Regions from separate parts of the Homo sapiens genome. Here region 2 is linked to region 1. A link is a loop called in an ENCODE intact Hi-C map of the cell type or tissue named here. Cell type or tissue: spleen. All regions are shown on one strand. Each heading gives the region's core, and the rest is flanking DNA. Links, peaks and the distances in the headings are about the cores only. Region 1 overlaps SLC38A12 (solute carrier family 38 member 12). Region 2 holds the start of OTOP3 (otopetrin 3).

Evidence for each region. Peaks named below come from ENCODE experiments on the same cell type or tissue, not always from the same donor. Only the 100,000 strongest peaks of a DNase experiment are listed, where the experiment ranks them.
Region 2: it touches region 1 in a loop (2.5-fold over the local background); 1 of 110 quality-filtered maps calls a loop at or near these places.

The regions. Positions count from the first base shown.
Region 1 is chr17:74,789,058-74,794,422 of GRCh38, reverse strand. SLC38A12 (solute carrier family 38 member 12) reads right to left here. Exons shown (of 10, transcript NM_017728.4): 5 at 4,127-4,223; 6 at 3,387-3,467. Among named protein-coding and RNA genes, the nearest start is that of SLC38A12, 15 kb to the right of the region's middle. In spleen, for the core only: a CTCF peak has its summit at 2,782 (motif pointing left); a DNase peak (open chromatin) is centred at 2,772; H3K27ac peaks cover 299 bases.
Region 2 is chr17:74,932,787-74,938,151 of GRCh38, reverse strand. It overlaps OTOP2 (otopetrin 2), which reads right to left. Exons shown (of 7, transcript NM_178160.3): 7 at 4,240-4,777. The coding sequence ends at 4,607. OTOP3 (otopetrin 3) reads right to left here and starts at 2,254. Exons shown (of 7, transcript NM_001272005.2): 1 at 2,212-2,254. The coding sequence starts at 2,230. In spleen, for the core only: a CTCF peak has its summit at 2,347; no DNase peak of the experiment used is centred there; H3K4me3 peaks cover 990 bases; H3K27me3 peaks cover 4,543 bases.

The DNA of each region.
Region 1 (5,365 bases), core at 235-5,234:
AGACAGGCCCCCTTTCCTTCTTACGGGAAGCACTCCCAAGGGACAATGCTGACTCTGGATGGTGTGTGATACTGACACTTCTGCTGCAGAGGTGACGTTTGTCCCCTCTCACTCCAGCAGGAGGCTGAACGAGAAGTTGGGAACACAGGGCTCTAGTCCTAATTCCATCAGACTTGTTTCAGGACCCCAGTAAGTCCATGAACGTCTCCAAACCCGTAAGGGTGAGAAGAATTCCACCTGGGCCATCTTCCATAAATGATTCCAGCTAGAAAGGCCAGGTGCAAGGGCTCTGAAAAGAGTGGCAGGGCCCTATGACCTAAGGGTTACTGCTCAGACAACCAGTCTCCACCCTTGCTCAGACTGAGGCTCACGTTTTTGATGTCACTGGTCTCAAGCTGCTGGCTTCTCTGAGAACATAAAGAAAAATGAAGTGACAGTTCCCTTTTAATCCTGGTGGCTCAGAAGAGCCTGCAGGGTACCCAACGGAAAGCCTAGGACATGTTATTCCTGGGCCATGTGAGGTCAGCTCTGTTCCTAGGAGCCTGGGGGGGAAAAGACTAAGAAAACGTGATCCTCAAGGGGACCCAAGAGGCCTCGGCACTCACTTTTTGAATATGGCATGTCCTTCCCTGACATGTCAGAGATAGCCTGACGTCCAAGCTTAGTGGCCTCTGGGGTTGGCCTGTCACTCAGGCCCAGGCTCCAGGTACAGCCTGCACTCCAGCTTGTTTTCTGCTCTGAGGGGACGCATTGTCCCCCGCCCCACTCCCAGCCTTTCCTCCACCTGCCAATGGTCTCTGGCATCAGCTCTGTTTATAAACTGCCATTGGCCCTCCCTGGTCAATAAACTTCATTACTAGACACAAAATAAGGGATCAATGAACTTCCTGAGAAGACATCAATGGCTAGGCCCGCATTTCTGATTATAAGAAATGAGCTGGGACCCTAAGGGAGCCTCCTATAGAGGAGGCAGCCCCACCAAGGGTGAAGATGACAATCTGGCAGTCTGTGAATCAGGAATGGAGCACAGCGGAGGTTTTCAGCTGGGGTGATTTTGCCTCCCAGACCCTGCTGGGAACATGTGACAATGTCTGAGGACAGTTTTGACTGTCATAAGTAGGAGGTGCTACTGGCAACCAGCAGGCAGAGGCTAGGGATGCTGCTCAGCACCCTACCACACACAGAACAGGCCCACAAGGAGGAATTCCCCAGCCCAAACATCAACAGGACTGAGCTTGAGAAACTCCAGGGTAGAGGAGACTCCCTTTAAGTGTGAGGCTGGTCTCAGACAATGTCTTTATTTTCCATTAGATTTGGGCAAATTAAGAGTCTAGTCTGTAGTGGGGGGCAAAAAAGGCAAAACTGCTGTTTGCTAGAATTCTTAAAGAAATCAGGGCAGACTGCACAACATGAAAATGAGAAAGGAGGTTTAAAAGCATGCGTCTTCCTTCCAATGTGCACTTTATTTTAAAGCTTGCATTTGGAAGGGGACTTTGCGTTGCTGCCAGGAGGAAACGCTTATGCTTGCTCAGGCTGGTGAGACGGGAGGGATGGAAATGGAACAAAGGAGAAGCACAGATGCGGGCTGAACCTGACCAGTTGGTTTTGCTGAATTCTGAAATCCCTCTGTGAGGCCGGTCCAGCAGGGAGGGTGAACCAGGCCCTAGGGCGGCCTTTGGCTGATAATCACATCGCCCTGCCTAAATGCTTAACGTCCTAAAAAGCAGTCAAAGAGATTCTAGTTCCTACAGTCCCCCCGGCTCTAAGTTAAGTGCAGCCACATTTAAGACTAGAAAGAACTGGTAGGGCAGCCCACTCGACAAACGGGGCTTTGACAAAGGGGCAGAAAATCTTCGAAGACAGTTGCAAGGGGAAGGATGAACTGAGAATGTGACTGACTCTCAATGAAATGGAAATAAACAGGTCTGGGCATTAAAAACTAAACTCTTTTTTCTGGTTTTCTTTTTTTTTTGAGACAAGGTCCTACTCTGCAGCCCAGACTGGAGGGCAGTGGTGTGATCTCGGCTCACTGCAACCTCCGCCTCCCAGGTTCAAGTGATTCTTGTGCTTCAGCCTCTGGAGTAGCTGGGACCACAGGTGTGCACCACCACGCCCAGCTAATTTTCATATTTTTACTTGAGATGGGGTTTCACCATGTTGGCCAGGCTGGTCTCCAACTCCTGGTCTCAAGTGATCCGCCTGCCTCGGCCTCCCAAAGTGCTGGGATTATAGGCATAAGCCACCATGCCTGGCCATTAAATTCTTTTTTTTTTTTTTGAGACGGAGTCTCGCTCTGTAGCCCAGGCTGGAGTGCAGTGGCGCGATCTTGGCTCACTGCAAGCTCCGCCTCCAGGATTCATGCCATTCTCCTGCCTCAGCCTCCCGAGTAGCTGGGACTACAGGCGCCTGCCACCATGCCCGGCTAATTTTTTGTATTTTTAGTAGAGACAGGGTTTCACCGTGTTAGCCAGGATGGTCTCGATCTCCTCACCTCGTGAGCCGCCTGCCTCGGCCTCCCAAAGTGCTGGGATTACAGGAGTTAGCCACCGTGCCCGGCCCACTAAACTCTTAAATAGCTCATCTTCCAAAAGAACCAGATTTGCCATGGAGATATAAGATGTCGCTGGCACACCCAACAACTCAACCCCAGAGTTGGGTGGCTCCCTTATGGTTGCAGCCAGATCCCAGGAAGGAGCAGGTTCACCAGCACACTTCAGGGCTCCGGTCTCACTCAGCAAGCCTGGGTGTGGGCTCCTAGCGCCCTCTGCCGGCCACTGGGAAGCCACGCCCAGGCGTGCGCATAGCAGATTCTAGCGCTGTCAGAAGGTGTTATTCTAGACAGAATCGGCCAGAAGAGGGCAAGGTCAGAGGCAATCAAGCAGGAGGTGCAAAACCATCAACCGGCCTCCATCAACTTCCTTTGCAGGAAAAGGAAAAAGCTTATTTTGTAGCTGCCTCAGGTTCCTGACCTCCACTGGAGTAGCTGCCTGGGGTTCCTGACCCTCACTGGAGTAGCTGCCTGGGGTTCCTGAACCTCACTGGAGTAGCTGCCTGGGGTTCCTGACCTCCGCTGGAGTAGCTGCCTGGGGTTCCTGACCCTCACTGGAGTAGCTGCCTGGGGTTCCTGACCCTGGCTGGAGTAGCTGCCTGGGGTTCCTGACTTCCGCTAGAGAAGCGGCCTCTTTGTTTTTAATGCCCGCAGACAGGGAGGAATCCAGGAAAACAGGTCAGCAAGGTGGCTTCTCAGGTGCTGAGGGAGCAGCTCTACCACCTGCTCTGCCCCATGGTCTGGCTGTCAGGGTGGAGCCCTCATTACAAGGGTGCAGGCCTGCAGGGAAGCACCAGCTCCCCGTTTCCCCACACCCCACCCCCAAAAGAACTTCTACCTTTATTGAAGAACATGGAGGCCATTTGTCCCATTTCCACCCGGTCTGTGATTTCAAACGGGTTGGGAGATCCACGTCTCTCTGCAGAGCCAAAAGAACAAGGAAGAGGAAGTGGTTCTTCACGTGGAGAGCTTCAGAGGGTGGTGAGGACCTCACTGAATTATCTAAACCATGAAATCCCCAAGTGTCCAAACTCGAGAAAACTTTTCCTAATGTTTCCTGCTTGACATGGTTTAACACAGTCTTTTTTTTTTTTTTTTTTTTAAGGGAATTCAGAGATGCTCCTGCTGGGGTGAAAGGGAGAGCAGGCGTCAGAGCCTAACCCAGCCGACCAGGGAGGAGACAGCAAGGCAGGGGCATGTATGAACATGAGGGCACAAGGCAGGAGGAAGAAGAGATGCCACAGAACGACATCTACTTGAGCTTCCAGGGTGCACCAGGCAAGGAACCAGGCATTTAATCATCTCAGTAACAGGAAGGGGTATGGGGGGAAACTGAGGTGCACAGGTCAAGGAACTTACCAAGCTGCAAATCTGAGTAGTGGCCAAGCCAGCAGGGGCCAGGCCTGTGCCCAGGACTGAAACCCTGTGCTCTTTTGAGTCTACCACAGGGCCTGCCTCAGAACCCAGGGGCAGGAAATGCCAGAATCTGCGGGGAGCCTCTCCAGGGCCCTCTCCATGAAGAAAGGGAACCCTGTGGCCCGGAGGGAAGTGCGGGCCCGCGAGAACCCCAAGACTTACGCACAGACAGGATGGGCCGCTTCTCTGCCCGCTCGTAGTTGTCCCGGATGAGAACATCGCTGTCTGAGGCTGTGGAGGAGTCGTCATCTTCCTCCTCCTGGGAGCCAGTAGGATGGACGAGGAGGAGGGAGGAAAACAAGGGAAAAGAAAGGAGCACATCAAAAAAGTACAGAATGTTAGCCAGGTGTGGTGTCATGTGCCTGTAGTCCTAGCTACCTGGGAGGCTGAGATGGGAGGATCACCTGAGCCCAGGAGATCGAGGCTGCAGTGAGCCGTGATTGCAACACTGCACTCCAGCCTGGGTGACAGAGCGAAGACCCTGTCTCAAAAAAACAAAAAAACAAAAAAACAAAAAAGAAAGAGAGAAAGGAAAAAAAAAGAGCATGGAACTCTACAGAAAAGCCCTAGGACAATGGCAAACCTGCTTCCTTTTTTTTTTTTTTTTTTTTTTGAGACGAAGTTTTGCTCTTGTTGCCTGGGCTGGAGTGCAATGGTGTGATCTCAACTCACTGCAACCTCTGCCTCCCAGGTTCAAGTGATTCTCCTGCCTCAGCCTCCCGAGTAGCTGAGATTACAGGCACTTGCCACCACGGCCGGCTAATTTTGTATTTTTAGTAGAGATGGGGTTTCACCATGTTAGTCAGGCTGGTCTTGAACTCCTGACCTCAGGTGATCCACCCACCTCGGCCTCCCAAAGTGCTGGGATTGCAGGCATGAGCCACTGTGCCCGGCCTCTTTTTTTTTTTTTTTTTTGAAATGCTTGCCACTTCATGTTATCTCAGTCTGTTGCCCAGGATGGAGTGCAGTGGCACAATCTCAGCTCACTGCAACCTTCACCTCCCCGATTCACGCAATTCTTGTGCCTCAGCCTCCTGAGTAGCTGCGATTACAGGCACACATCATCATGCCAGGCTAATTTTTGCATTTTTAGTAGAGATGAGGTTTCACCATGTTGGCCAGGCTGATCTTGAACTCCTGACTTCAAGTGATCTGCCCGCCTTGGCCTCCCAAAGTGCTGGGATTACAGGTGTGAGCCCCCCCACCGGCCCCTGTGTTCTTTCCTTCTGCAGGGTATCTGTATCTTTAGGAAGCTCTCAGCACAGCTATGCTGCCCCATTAGAGGTGGCAGAGACGCACTCGGGAAGAAGTGACAACACAGTTCCTGGGTACAAAGATTTCAAACAGCTGAGCTGGGTGCGGGTGTGGGTAGGAGGGCCTGAGGCTGAGACGGGAAAGTGG
Region 2 (5,365 bases), core at 235-5,234, 140 kb before region 1:
GCCTCTTTTCAAGATTCTATAAATGATTTTCTCCCCTTTCCCACTCCACTCTGTCATCCTTGCCTAAGTTCTGTCTCCTCCCTGTCCCACCACCCCTGCCGTACTCAAGGCACCTGCCTCCCACACCAACCCAGGCCCAGGTAGAAAGTTCTGCGTTTCTCCCATGGTCTCCTGCCTCCTGCCATCCCTCCTGGACACTGCTCTTCTTTCTGCCTCCCCCACCACTCGCCCATCCTCCCCACCCACCTGGAAAGCCTTCCTCTCTGCCTAAGCCTTCTGGTGCTACTTTGCTGGGGCCACTCCCCTCTATTGAGAGGTGTGCCCTGTTTGGTGTGCTGTGGGTGTGGCTGGCTCCCATTAAGTCCTGAAACTCCTCCAGGACAGAGACCGGGTCCTGCTTAACTTGGACCCCCCAAACCTAGTGCAGATGTGACATTCACCCAGTGATTGCCCACTGACTCTGGCATCTTTTGGGAAATTTTCAGCACCAGAGCTGTGGACAGAGACCCTTCCCATTAAACTCTTTCCGGGCTGGCTGGGGAGGAGACTCCCGATGATCTTTATCTTTCCCTCCTAAGCTCCCCCACCCAAATTGAGCAAGGCTGGGGCTCACCGGGATGTCTCCCTGCTCCATATATCCCAACTGTAACTGCTCTACTTCACCTTCCCCAAAACCTGCACCCTCTCCTCCAGCCCCCAAGCAGGGTAGATTAATGATCAAGTGCTCAGATTCCAGCACTTATTACCTCTGTCATCTTAGACTACTGAGACTACTACAGAGAGCTACTTAGACTCTGTGCCTGAGTGTTGTCATCTGCAAAACTGATATACAACTATGGAATAGTAGCTGGTGCATAGTAGATGCTCAATAAAGACTTCCGGAACGAGGCTGGCTGCAGTGGCTCACGCCTGTAATTCCAGCACTTTGGGAGGCTGAGGTGAGCGGATCCCTTGAGCCCAGGAGTTGGAGACCAGCCTGGGGAACATGGCAAAACCCTGTCTCTACAAAAAATACCAAACAATTAGCCAGGTGTAGTGGCATGCACCTGTAGTCCCAGCTACTCGGGAGGCTGATGTGGGAGGATTGCTTCAGCCTGGGAGGCTGAGGCTGCAGTGAGCTGTGATCGCCACAGTGAACTCCAGCCTGAGGGACAGAGTTAGACCCTGTCTCAAAAAAAAAAAAAAAAAAAGGGTGGGGGGGTGATGAATGCCGAATAGGGGCTTTGTCAGAATGACATGATTTAATACATGCACGAAGCACGGGCAGAGAGTAATGCCGGCAATGCCTGGCACCTGGAAAACTCAGTGTTGGCTATCTCTGCATTTCCTTCCAGTTCTTTTGAGGTCCTGGAGAGCTGGGAAGGGTCGGGATTACTGGTGAAATTTCAAGGGTGAATTTTATTCAGACTGGAGGCCTGGAGGGGACACTGGGGGACAAGGTTCCAGGTTCCCTTCCTCTGGGGTCTTTGCCCTGACAGTATCCCCCGTCTCCCACCCTGAAGTCCAGCCCTCCAAAGGCCGCTGGCGTGAGCCTTCAAAGGAGCGAATTTGGTCCCGGGCTGGGCAGGGGGCAGGAGTGGGCATTTAGGGGTCTCGGGCAGAAGGCTGGGGCAAGGGCACCTGGAACTGACAAGCAGTACTCTGCCGCCCCCTGGCACGCCCCTGGGCGCGACGCCAGTCCAAGGGAGGGCCGGGACACTGGACTGGTTTGTGGGTCTCGGCTGGATTGGCGATGAAAGCCGCGGAGCCGTCGGGCCCGGCGCCCGGCCCAGCAGCGCAGGGCCGGCTCCGAGGAGGCTGCTGAGTGCGGGCGCCCTCGGGATTTCCTTCCGAGCCATTTTAGGGACTGCGGGGCCGGGGCAGCCGCTTCCTGCGTGCCCCAGACCGGGCGTCCAGACAGCCCCAACCAACCTCACACCCCAGGCCTCCGCGCTTTCTGCTGTGTGGACCCGGCCGGGAGGAGTCGCGCCCTGAGGCCCTCTGTGCTCCCCGGGTCCACGGAAAGGAGTAGGGGCGCGGAGCGCGGGTTGCGGGGCGGGTGGAGGGGCCGGCCTCAGATTAAAGGGAGTTCACCTCTCCACAGTCACCCCGCTTTCCCGTTCCAATCCCTGCAGCCCCTACTTGTGAACCCCCCTTTTGGGGGGGTGGGTAGTATGTGCCAGTGTCTGGGGTGCGCAAGCTGGGAAAGTTCCGCCGGCGCTCCGGGCTTACCTGAGGCCGGGAGAGGCATCGCCGTGGGCTAACCACCGACTGCGGGCGCTGAGCGGATCGTCCGTCCAGGTGAGACCGATGCCCGCGACGCCCTCCCCCAGCGGGACTGCGCAGCCGCCGCTCGGGCTCCGCGGCCCATCGATTTTTCTGTTGACTTTGGAAATCTCATTAATCCCTCGTTAATTACCCTCCCGGGGGCTCGGACCCAGAGGGTGCAGCCAATTGCGAGGCAGCTGGACAAGCGGGCGGGGCTGAGGGCTGTGCAGGCGCGGGCCTGCAGGGTCTCCAACTCGCAGCCCGCCCTCGGATGGGGTGGAGAGGGGTGCAGTGTTCTTAGGTCCGCAGTAAAGAGCTTGCGGAATTCAGGCCTCGTTTTCCTTTGGTGATCAAGCTGGGAATGGACGCCCTCCCTCCAGGCCTGGAGTCGCTTTTTCCTGTACCCTACCTAGCCCCAGGCCTGGAGGCCGCCTAGCAGGACCCTGTGTTTCCCTTAAGTCAAACCTGAACTTGGTGGGGAGAGTTGGAGCACAGCCCCATTCTGACAGGGGAGGAGGCCTCCTCAGCTCCACCTGCGGCCTCTGAGAACTACTCACCTCCTTCTGCTGACAGGGTCCAGGCACACTTTCCTCAAAGTCCCCTGAGCTCCCAGTGCTGCTGTTCCCATGATCTCCCCCAAATGCCATCTGCTCCATGGGTCCCGCCCAGCCCTCCCTCTCCCAGCCCTTCCCCTCCCTCTGCCTCTGCATGCTCACCACCACCTTTCACTCTTCTAACTGTGGAGCCTCCTTCCCATCTCTCTGCTGTCTTCCCTCCTAAGCATCTCTATACCCTTTGTAGAGTAGAAACCCTAGGGCTTAGGGGAAACTCCTCGGGGACCTCCTGGGGCAGGGGGAAGTCAAGTGGTGAGGATCTGAGACTCCCAACTCCTTTTAAATTAGAACTGCCTTGTTTATATCTTTTTTGTTTGTTTGTTTTTGTTTTTGTTTTAGACAGGCTGGAGTGCAGTGGCATGATCTCGGCTCACTGCAACCTTTGCCTCCTGGGTTCAAGTGATTCTCCTGCCTCAGCCTCCTGAGTAGCTGGGATTACAGGCGCACGCCACCATGCCCGGCTACTTTTTGTATTTTTTAGTAGAAACAGAGTTTCGCCATGTTGGCCAGGCTGGTCTCGAACTCCTGACCTCAAGTGATCTGCCTGCCTCGGCCTCCCAAAGTGCTGGGATTACAAGCGTGAGGCACTGCACACAGCCTATATCTATGTTATAAACTTGTGTTCCTGTAATATTTTATTTGAAGGGAAAAATGTTCTGCTTGAAAACAAAGTTTGAAAATTATTGTTCTTAGCAGAAAGGCTCTGGATTTTTTGCAGGTGTGTGACCTTGGGCAAGTCACTTTACCTCTCTGGGCCTCAGCTTCCTTCTTTGTAAAATGCAGACATTAGACTAGGTCACTGCTTCCTAAACTTTCTTCTGTCATGGGACACACACAAAGAAAATGATTAGGTTGAGTGCTGTGGCTCATGCCTGTAATCCCAGCACTTTGGGAGGCTGAGGGGGGAGGATCACTTGAGCCCAGGAGTTCAAGACCAGACTGGGCAACACAATGAGACCCTCATCTCCACACACACACACACACACACACACACACACACAATTTAGCCAGGCGTGGTGGCAGTAGTAGCTGTAGTTCCAGCTACTCAGGAGGCTGAAGTGGGGGGGTCTCTTGAGTCCAGGAGGTTAAGGTTGCAGTGATCTATCTGCACTCCAGCCTGGGCAAAAAGGTGAGACACTCTCTCAAAAAAAAAAAAAAAAAAAGATTATATGTATATGCCACCTGGAGATAAAGGGAAGAGGAAGATGGCAGTTTGGGAACTCCAGTTACCCACCCTGTAGCTAGTCTGTCATTTGGATTTTGCTCACACACTGCAAAACTTGAGACCTGAAAATCTCCAGGGGCCCTTCCCGCTCTGACTCCCAAGATCCTCTCCTGTGACCACCTCAGACGGGACAACAGAGACAAACAGTGGGGATGGGGGCAAATCACAGGTTTATTGGTTTCCAGCTCCGGGCAGTACACTGGCCAGGCCACAGCAGGGGATTAGAGATGGAACCAGAGCCGGCACCTCCAGATCTTGTTGGGTCCTAGAAATGCTGCCAGGAGAGGTCTCCCTTCCCCAGTCACCTCATGCCCCACGGTCATACTGGGGTGGATGGGCCTGTCCTGACTGTGATTTAAAAATTGAACCTGGAAAAATAACTTTTGTGAAAATTCCACTCTGGGACCAGAAGGAAATGGGCTGTCATATGGCACCAGCTGGGATTCATTCCCAGAGGGTGTCTGAGTGGGCACATGAGCTGAGCCCCCTCTTCCTGCCCCCCATGCCTCTGTTGGAGGCCTCAGGACAGCACGTAGACCTCCAGCAGGCTGGACACAGCGTGCATGCGGTAGAAGATGCCGAAAGGGAGGCAGATGTTGACGATGACCGCCCAGAGGGAGTAGCCGTAGAAATCCACCTCCACTGTGTTGCTGAAATGAGGGCGGGCCCCGAAGGCAGGCATGATCCACAGCTGTGTGGAGAGAGGAGCATTTCAGGAGCTGGCCTGGATGGATGCCTGTGGGTCATTTCTGTGGGTTTTGCTGGGCCGTGGCTAGATGGCGGCCCATCCTTCTAGCTTGGTGGACACGGAGGGCTGGGTGTCAGTGAATGGGCAGCTCTAGCATTTTGGACAGGACCTAGCACACTCTAAGGGGCTCAGGAAGTGAGCCCAACTGAATTCGCCATCCCTAGGCTAGCCCACCTCATGGACACCTGTGATCACCTCTCCCAAAATCTTAGCAGGGCCTCAATGTGGGATTGGGGAGGGGAGAAGAGGTTTCTCTAGAAGAAGAGGTACAAACAGTGAAATCAGCAGCTCTGTCCTGGGGGGTTTTGTGCACAGGGGTGGGGGTGGCAGAATCAGATAGGCTCAAGGCAGGGGTTTGGGGTTCAGACAGAAGGCCACCCCACCCCAGCCCTCCTTGAGCTCTGCCCTCCAGCTCTCCCCTCATCCCCTTCTCCCTTTCCAGGAGTGGGAGGAAGTGGAAGTTGGAATCCTGCTTCCTCTCTGGCTAGGAGCTCAGAAGATTCAGGTGTGGGTAAGAAGCAAAGAACAAAG